Regions from separate parts of the Mus musculus genome. Here region 2 is linked to region 1. Evidence: chromatin loops called from intact Hi-C (ENCODE). Cell type or tissue: left cerebral cortex. All regions are shown on one strand.

The links. Peaks named below come from ENCODE experiments on the same cell type or tissue, not always from the same donor. Only the 100,000 strongest peaks of a DNase experiment are listed, where the experiment ranks them.
Region 2: a loop joins it to region 1, with 3.0 times the contacts of the local background. A loop is called at or near these places in 1 of 42 quality-filtered maps.

The regions. Positions count from the first base shown.
Region 1 is chr11:23,882,239-23,887,238 of GRCm38, reverse strand. Papolg (poly(A) polymerase gamma) reads left to right here. Exons shown (of 22, transcript NM_172555.2): 4 at 1,667-1,748; 5 at 1,966-2,075; 6 at 3,125-3,178; 7 at 4,945-5,000. Among named protein-coding and RNA genes, the nearest start is that of Gm12061, 9.5 kb to the left of the region's middle. In left cerebral cortex, no CTCF peak of the experiment used is centred here; no DNase peak of the experiment used is centred here.
Region 2 is chr11:23,587,460-23,592,459 of GRCm38, reverse strand. It overlaps 0610010F05Rik (RIKEN cDNA 0610010F05 gene), which reads left to right. Exons shown (of 22, transcript NM_027860.3): 15 at 2,477-2,509; 16 at 3,726-3,825. Among named protein-coding and RNA genes, the nearest start is that of 0610010F05Rik, 44 kb to the left of the region's middle. In left cerebral cortex, no CTCF peak of the experiment used is centred here; a DNase peak (open chromatin) is centred at 2,743.

The sequences.
Region 1 (5,000 bases):
AAAAGGAACAAGTGAAGAGTGATCAACAAAGACACTTGACTTGACCTCTGACCTTCATTACTCACACAAGAACACACACACTATACCCACTTACACACAACAAGTAAATGTAGTGTAAAATAACTTTACAGTTTAATGGCAAAGGAACACAAAAGAAGAAGCTTATTATAGAGTTGAAGATAATCAGGGAATGCTTTGTAGAAGGAAATGAAACTTAAAATGAACTTTGAAAGATGGGTTGTTAAGAACACTAGCTGCTCTTGCAGAGGACCCCAGTTCAATTCCCAGCACCCATACAGTGGCTCACAGCCACCTGCCTATAACTCCTCTTTCAGGGGAGCTGATCTGCTGACCTCCACAGGGACCAGGCACATACATGTCTAACAGACATACATACATTTGAGTAAAATAAAATAAAATAATGAATAAAGAAAAAAGTGGATAGTATTAAGGTACTGATGGGATAAGAAAGTGAGCATTCAAGAGAAAGACAATGACAAGTGATGTGGGAAGGAGGTTAGGTCATGAAATAAGTTGGCAGTTTAAACATGAGGAAAGGAAGACTATAGGAGCACATTGTGGAGATTTTTAGTAGCAAGCCCAAGAATTGATACTTCAGTGGTTGAGGAGAAAAATGCACTGGTGGTTGGCTTTATGCAGGTGGCTCATAAAATAGAATAGGTGAGTATTTACAACAGTAAGAGAAGGCGAGGGGCAAGTGTGTAGTTTAGGATAATAACTCTTATAAACTTGAGAATAAGGGGAATAGGAATTGAGAAGAGAAGCAACATCTGTGAGGAATGTAAACTAAAAATGTATAAATGATACTGACTATGGTAATGCTGGCCTGTGATCCCAGCACTTGGGAAGTAAAGACTGGAATGTTAGAAGTTTGCACGAAGCCATTCTGGGCTACTGGGAAGCCTGTCTCAAATACAGAAAATTCACCCATAAAGGGATAATGATGATACATTGGGACAGTAATGCCTTTAGAGAACAGAAATAATGAATTAGAAGGGCTATCTGGTTTTTACCATAGAAGAATGTTTAAAGCATGGGTATTAAATAAATCAGAATAAAAGAAGAAATATCTAAGCCAGGCATGGTGGCGCACGCCTTTAATCCCAGCACTTGGGAGGCAGAGGCAGGTGGATCTCTGAGTTCGAGGCCAGCCTGGTCTACAAAGTGAGTTCCAGGACAGCCAGGGCTGTACAGAGAAACCCTGTCTCGAAAAACCAAAAAAAAAAAAAAAAAAAGAAGAAGAAGAAGAAGAAGAAATATCTAGTAAGCACTTGGAATTGGCCCTGGAAAGAGGTAGAAGTAACTTTTTAATTATGATACAATTAAAGAAATAAAAGTGAAATCTTTCCATTTGTTCTTATAAAATGCTCCCATCAAGAATGACCTCACTCTGAAGAAGGCTAAAAAGCATGTAACAAAAACTAAAGAGAAGACGGGGATTGGCTGAGACTTTTACTGGAAAGAGCTGCAGTTCATTAATTTGATAGTTGAGTTCCTTAAAGGGGCCTTAAAGTGCTTTTACACATCTCTTCAACAGGATTGGCAAATGTACAGTGTATCAGTTGTGCAGTAAAAGACTGGAAACTTGTACATGTTCTTTATGCAAAGTAACTTAAATGATTGAATGCCTTTTGCTTTATTTTAGAATCTCCCACCTTCTGTTGTGGCTACTGTTGGTGGTAAAATTTTCACATTTGGATCTTACAGGCTTGGAGTACACACCAAAGGTAATTGCTTTTTAGTTATGTTCTAGTGATAAGAATTTTTAGGAAACTGTTTTACTTGTTTACAATTAGCGAGTACTGAACATAGTTCCCATATCTTACTACTGTTAATAAACACTGTCTTATACTCATCTTTCATACCTAGTTCTGCATTTATGTTTATGTAAACTTTAATGAAAATATAATTTATCATTCTTAAGAAATAATTTTATTTTTTTAGGAGCTGATATTGATGCACTTTGTGTTGCCCCAAGACATGTAGAGAGATCAGATTTTTTTCAGTCCTTTTTTGAAAAATTGAAACATCAAGATGGCATTAGAAACTTAAGAGTAAGTATCTTTTGACATCTCATATTTTGAACATAGAAACAGCTATAAAAGCAAGGACTTAGAATTAATGACTTATCTCCGAGTTGCTGTATCTTGCTAATATCATGCATAAGCATCAGGAACATGGACTTTATAGCTCTGTAGACACACCTGTAGCTCTGAGATCTCAGTCAAGCAGCGATCTGTCTGAGCTTGGTTTTCCATCTATAAAAGTAGAGAATTGGTGATAACATAAGCTAGTTTCAAGGATCAGACAACTTACTGTAATATTTGATAAGTGATTGATGTATATCCAATTGTGGGTGATATGTGTGAGGCTCAGTTAATAACTATGTGTATATCTAGCCCTTCATTGACAAGTAACATTTCCATTCTAGCAAACTATAAAACACTGACCTCAGTTCTAACAACATAATTTTGTATATTTATAAGTGTGTGGAGGTTATCATATGGGTGTGTGTTTATGGAGGCCACAGGACAATTTTAGGTATCATCCTCAAGACATGTCTACCTTCTGTCAGACAGAGCCTCTTATTGGCCCAGATCATCTACAAGGGTACACTTTCACTGGTCAGTAAGCCCTAGGAATGGATCCTCCTACTTCCTCCCTAATGCACTGTTGTGCCCTGCGTTAGGATCTGTGGATTGAACTCTTGTTTCATGTCTGCAGGTCAAGTTCTGAGCCAGCCCCTACCATACTTGTTTGATAAATATTTTTTTAAAAATTTTACACTACTGCTTTTGAGTCTCATGCATTCCAGGCTCAAATTCATTGTGTAGCTAACAATGACCTTGAACTGTTGATCTGTCTCCTGAGTACCAGGACTACAGGAGTGGGTGACCATACATTTTATACTTAATACTTTTTGTTAATAATCAATTTTCAGTTAAGACTTCAGATATGATATCAAGATAACAACAGTTCTGCTTTAGCATTTCTGACAGATATTCTTAACAGGATAAGTTAAATAGCAGGCACAAATCTGTATGACCTAAATAAAAGGCTAACCCGTGTGTGTTTTTTGTTTTTTTGTCTTCCTCTTTTATAGGCTGTAGAAGATGCTTTTGTACCTGTTATAAAATTTGAATTTGATGGTATTGAAGTAAGTGTTTAATATATTTTTAATTGTACAATTGAAATATTTAACCTGTTAGTTTTGTTTCAAAATCAGACTTAGCATGGGCACATTTTATTTGGTTTGGTTTGGGTTTGGGTTTGGGTTTGGGGTTTTGAAATAATCTCACTAGCTGACCTCCTGAGTGCTTGCCTGGTACTAACCACAGTTTAAAGAATTTAATAGTAGTCTTTTCACCTTCTTCTTGTTTCTCTTGACCACTCATCAATGGAAAACTTGCAAACCTCCATTTCTTTCCTCATGCTTTTTGTACACCACCTTTCTCATTCCTATAATCATCGAAAATAATTGCACTATTATAATTTTGTTTGGAGCAGTGTTGTATTTACAGTATCATCTTAAAAACAGTTTCAAATCTCAGTATTGATTATACTGACTTACTACAATTCCTTTGCCCTATAACAGGTTTTTCACTTGGGAGTTAGTGACTGTTCAGTCGGTTGTTATACTTATGTCTAACTTACCCAGTCTTCTATGGTTGTCATAATCTCCTTTAAGCTAAGACTTAATCAGCATCTTGAGGGCAAGCCCGCTGGGTCTTCGCCCTGTTCTCAGCTGAGTGTGGCCCATCGTTTGTGCACAGCTGTCATCCTGTCGATCTCACTATGATCTTCATGGAAGTTTCTCTCCCTACTCTAGAATTTCCTTCTTTCTTGATATACTACCATCTTACTGGAGCTCAGCCATTGAATGCCGAAATAAGAATTTGTTTTCCTTATCTTGCATGCTTAAAAAGCACTGAATCCATAGTTTTGCTGAGTGCATCATTCTAGGTAGGAAATGATTTTTTACATCCTCAAAGGCCTGCGTTGTCTTGTGGCCTCTGCTGTAAAAAAAGCATATTACTGTTTTGACTCTTTCTTTGTGTAGATGGTCAGTTTTGTCTCTTGTTTTATTTAGTTGTTTTAGTTTTATTTTGTCTTTATACTTGTAGAATTCATGATGATAATATGCTTTGGTATGTGTTTTTAACTGATATGCTTGGCATACAATAGTCTTTTAGAATGAAAAGGCCTTCAGTTCTTGGAACTTTTATTGAGTTCTTTTGGATTCCCTGCCTTTATTTACACACAGGTCTTTTTTAATGGAATCCTAAAATTTGTATGTTGAGTCTCCAGAGAACAGCTTTCTTTAAAAATAAATAAATAAAAGCACACACATTTTTCCTTTACTTAATTAACCACATCTTAATATTTTAATTCTTCTTCTTGTTTTTTCCCTGTCTTTCAAGCTTTGTAATAATATCCACTACCCTGTTTTTAGTTTCTAAAAATACTAATTATATTTTCTAAATGTTCTTTTAAATTTATCTATGTATTTATTCATAGCTACCTGTTTTTATTCCCCAAATAAAATGTTTAAATCTTAGGTCACTGGGCCTGTTAGCATTTGCCCGTGTGCTCTCCAGCCTCCATGACTTTTGCTGATGTTTCTATTGTCTGTTTCCTAGTGGATTATGCCATAAACTCTAAGAAAACTGAACCCAAACCAAAACATTTCCCAGTATCTTAGTTGAGTTTCAAGAGAAGTAAATGTGTGTTGTATCTTCCATCTTTATTTCAAGATATTCAATGATTGCCCCATATTAGGTCACCTACATAGGCCTCCTGATGTTTTAGTAGACTATCCCAAACTAATAATTGGAACTTTTTATGTTTGGAGTTAGGGTCGGGGAGAATGGACCAGGAGAAGTAAGTAAATCATTCTCTTTTCTTTTTTATCTCTTTCCAAAGATTGATCTAGTCTTTGCAAGACTGGCAATACAAACCATATCAGATAATTTAGACCT
Region 2 (5,000 bases), 290 kb after region 1:
AATAGTGTCAGGCCTTGGGGCCTCCCCTTGAGCTGGATCCCACTTTGGGCCTGTTGCTGGACCTTCTTTTTCTCAGGCTCCTCTCCATTTCCATCCCTGTCATTCTTTCAGACAGGAACATTATGGGTCAGAGACGTGACTGTGGGATGGGAAGCCCATCCCTCATTTGATGTCCTGTCTTCCTGCTGGAGGTGGGCTGGGGGCAGCGGGGGGGGGGGGGGACTGATCTGGTATTGGGTGAGGGAAAAGGACTGAAGCCCTGAGGGCCAGCAGAAAAAAATGTAAACAGGCAACCTTAGGAAATAGGAGGTTGGGGGGCCCCCCCCATAATGCACCAGAGACCTGGGAGGTGAGAGACTCCCAGAACTCAAAGGACCTTAGATGAAAGGCCCGACAGTAGGGAGAGGGAACTTATAGAGCGTTTCATGAGAAAGTGAAGAACTCTGACAGCTACACAAATACAAGATGATGAATAGTAATTTAGGAATCACATGTGCACTATATAATTCATAATAAATACAAATATGAAGGTGTTACAGAAATAAAGGGTACAGGTGAGAAAGAGGAGCCATGGTGGAGGAAGGAGGAGGAGAGAGAAGACAGGACAGAGAGAGAGAAAGAGAGAGAGAGAGAGAGAGAGAGAGAGAGAGAGAGAGGATGGAAAGCAAGGAGAGGAGAGAAGGAGAGGGAGGTAGGAAAGAAGAAAAGACAAAGAGTCTCACCTGCTGTCTTATACCTAATGGAAGAGCACAGGGAAAACAGGGCAGCTCTGAGAAGATGCATTCTCAGCGAGGCAGAGCGGGGAGAGAGAGGAGTGGACTAATGGAGAAAGAAGAGAAAGAGAAAGCCCGGGGAGAGAGAGTGAGAGGAGAGAGGGAACACAGATAGAAGAGAAAACAAAGGAGGAGAAAGAGCAGGAGGGAGCAAGAGGGAAGTGGGCACAGTGGTCATTTTGTGCACTGCTGTAAGCACAGAAACAGCTTCCCAGTCATATCCATTGAAGGACAGGATTGCCCTCAGTGATGTGCAGTCTTAACACTCAACATGGCAGAGGGGGAATCAAAGAGAGAGATGGAGGGGGAGAGAAGGGAGAGAAAGTGAGAGACAGGACAGAGAAAGAGAAAAAAGGAGAGAAAGAATGAGGAGATGTAGGAAGACAAGAGGAGAGTGAGGAGAGACAGTGGGGGCAGGGGGGCAACCTAGAAGGGGATAACCAGGTCCTCCATTTATACACAACTATCAGAGCACAGAGCCCACTAGAGGACCCTGCTGGTCCCAGAACAGGAGAGGGGGAGGGGAGAGAGGTGAGCTAGAGATGAGAGTGGAGTGGAGAGATACCTTGAGGAGAGTGAAAGGAAAAATGGAGTGTGAGAAAGGTGGAAGCAGGAGAGAGAGAGCAGAGAGTAGGGGAGAGATGGAGAGGAAAAATGGAGAGGAGAGAAAACAGAGAGGAAAGCATGGTAAGAGAGACAGAGACACGAGAGAATGGAGAAAGAACAGAGACGGGGAAAACAAGCAGAGAGTAAACAGAGGGATGAGAGGTGAGGTACAGAGGAGACAGGAGAAAAAGAAGAGGAGAAAGCATAAAGAGAGCAGAGTGAAGGGACGGGAGACACAGAAGAAAGAAGGGAGAGAGGACAAGAAGAAAAGAGAAGAGACCGTTAAGGGGGACAGTGAAGAGATAGAATGGGGAACAGAAGACAGGGCAAAAGTGAGAAATTTCACACACTAATGTAAGAGCACACAGACCAGGTCCCGATTAGAGGTGCAGATCTCAGGGAGACAGGTGCTCAGCCTTCAACACAGCTCTGCCATTTCCAGCTTCGTGACCAACCAACGCCCATGCAATACATTTATTATATGCATTTATACACATACACGTATGTATAATTTGAAGCCTAGGTTCTGCATATACAATAAAACATGTACTATTTGTCTTTGTAAGCTTGGTTTATTTCACTTAGCATAGTGATTTCCAGTTGCATGCACTCTTTTCCCTAAGGCTCCATCCTATTCCGTGTGTGTGCCATATGTTATTCATCCAGCCATTTGTTGATAAACATCTAGTCTGGATTTGTTTCCTGGCCTTTGTGAATAGTACAATAAGCACAAATATGTGACTATCTTGTGATGTGTCAAGTTGGAACTGGTTGGGCGTGAACACAGCATGCTTCCGTTGGGTCATGTGGGAATTCTAGTTTCAGTTTGTTGAGAAACCTCCTTCCATAGTGGCTGCCCTGTGTAAGCTCCTGCCAGCAGTAGGAGCTTCTTTTTCTATAGACCCACTGGCATTGGTATTTGTTTCCTTAATGCTAGCTAGTTTAGGCAGGGATTTTAAAAGACTGACATATTAGACTAAGGTATCATTCTCAGCCTAAGTTTAAAATTAGTTAAACCTGAAAATGTAACTTGTAACCATGTGAAAATATGGAGTTGCCATGCAGGATTGTTAACCTACTGTTCCTCTGCCTTTTAGTTCTTGTCACTGAAAAACTGGACTCTGCAGTTGGTAAGTGAACCACTGGATTCAATTTCTGTGGACATCTTACTTCTGCATTGATGTTTGATAATGAAATCTTAGCATCTTATTTTACAAACAGTGGTTAAATGTTTGTCTTCTTGTCAGCCTTTCCAGTTTTGCACTTGTGAAGAAAATGTCCTAGTTATTTAAGAAAAACATACACCCTAGTGTGGTGACTCAGGCCTGTAATCCCACAATTAGAAGGCTGAGGGAAGATTCTGGTTAAAGAAAAAGATGCATATGTGCCACCAGTGTCGGGGTGCCCTTGAAGCTGGAGTTGCCAGCCAATGTGATCCACCTGCCCTGAGTCCTAGAACATGAACTGTAGTCCTTTTGCAAGAGCAGCAAATGGTCTTATTCACTGAGCCATCATTCTAGGCCCTGGTTTAAAGACTCTTTAAAGTCACTGTTAAGTCACTTTTAGGGGCTGTAATATGGCATAGCAGTTAAGGGTGCATGCCCCCAAGCCTGAAGGCCTGAGTGTAATCCCTGGAACCCGCAAGGCGGAGAGGACAGACTCCAGGAAGTTTTCTCTGAGCTCTTCTCACCTATGTCCACATACTAAATTATCAAGCATATAAATGTGGCCAAATCACATTTGAGTCTAATAATAAGTACCCTGGAGGGGCATTTTGTTTTACTTTGTTTTGTTTTTTCTATTTGGCTTCTCAGATAATTTCATGTTGCCCAGGCTGGCCTGGATTTGTGTGTAACTGAGAATGACTCTGAGCTCCTGATCCTCCTGCCTCTACCTTCCCAGTGCTGGGACCACCAACATGTAGAACTGGATTGTGTGTGTCTGTTCTGTTTGTTTGTTTGCTTGTTTTGTTTTTGAGGAGTATTCTCCAGTGTATAGAACAGACTAGCCTCAAGTTTACCATACTTCTGTTTTGGTCTCCCAGTATTTTATTAGTTCATTTTTAAGTATTTATTTTCCTTTGTCTGTGTGTCTGTGTGTGCACATGGCCTCTGAGGACCCACAGAGGCCAGAGGCCTTGGATACTGTGGAGTTCAGGTTATGGGTGGTTGTGACTAAGGTACTTGATGTGGATGCTGGCAATCCACCAGTGTCCTTCAGGAAAGTAGTGCACACGCGTAACTGCTGAGCCACATCTCCAGCCCCGCTTTATTAAATGTGTTCTTAGGAGTCTGTGTGTGACGGTAATGTGGGATTTGTAAGAGATGGATCTTTCTCTGCACTTAGAAACAACAGTCGCTGTTCTCAGAAGAGGAAGAGTATACCACGGGGTCTGAGGTCACTGAAGATGAAGTCGGTGATGAAGAAGAAATTGCCAAGAAACAAAGTAATTAAAATCAACCCTCACAGTATGGAGAGCTATATTCTGAACCTTTTAATGCAAACATGGGGGATTGGCTTTATATGTTTAGTAAGGTTACACAAGAAAAAGGAACGAAAATGAAGATCCATTAATATTCCCTAACCCAGGCTGGCCTGATGGTTCATCAGGTAAAGGTGCTTGCTGCCAAGCCATACCTAGAACCCACATGGTAGACAGAACTAACTCTTCTTACAAGTTGTCACTCTGGCTTCCACACATGCATGTGTGCTACGGTGCTCACATGCTCACACAAACACAGAGAAAATAAACCCTGGTGCTCTGTGTGTACAGTATTTACTCTGGGGCGTGGGGGAATGATGATTGAGCAGTTAAGAGAGCGTGCTGCTCTTCTAGAGGACCCAAGTTTGAGCCCCACTACCCACATCCAGTGGCTTATAACTCCTTGTCTTTAGTCACTAAGTTTTAATACTAACTAGTGGTTTCTATGAATACATTTCTCAGTTAAGAAAGATCATACCTATTTCTACATTGCTAGGTTTTTGTAGTGAATGAATGTTGTAATTTAGAAAATGCTTTTTTTAATTTAAGATCATACAGAATTTTCCCTTTGTAATATCAGTCAGTCTAATACTGATTGACTTTTCAAGTGTTAAACTCATTTGTTAAGGAAGTATTGTGTTTATGTTTGATACCATTTGACATGCTAATAAATGACTAAGAAGTTTTTGTTGCTGTCCATTGGAACATTTTCAGCACTCTTAGGAATCTTTTTCTGAGTTTTGATTTCACATAGTCCTAGATGAGAAAGTGTATTGTTTACTCTTTCGGTAGGGAAGGAGATGGGGCTAGGGACTGACTTAGAGGTCTCAGGCTCCCGAGCAGTGCTCATCACTGAGCTGCAATCAGCCTGGGTAGCTCTTGTCCATAATGGCATGTTGCAGATTTTCCTTCATAAGTCATGATAAAATTCAGCAATGAAGCTGTTTGGCCCTGGAAATTTTTACATAGGTGGTTTTAAATTATGAATTTGATTTCTTTATTGTAATGTTGCTCAAGTTTTCAATTTTTTATGTGTTTTATTAATGAATATTGTTGAAGAAATTGTATCTATCTCACCTAATTCACTGGCATAAAGTTGTTCTTTCCTTTGCATCTGAAGGACAATGCTGGCTTCTTTG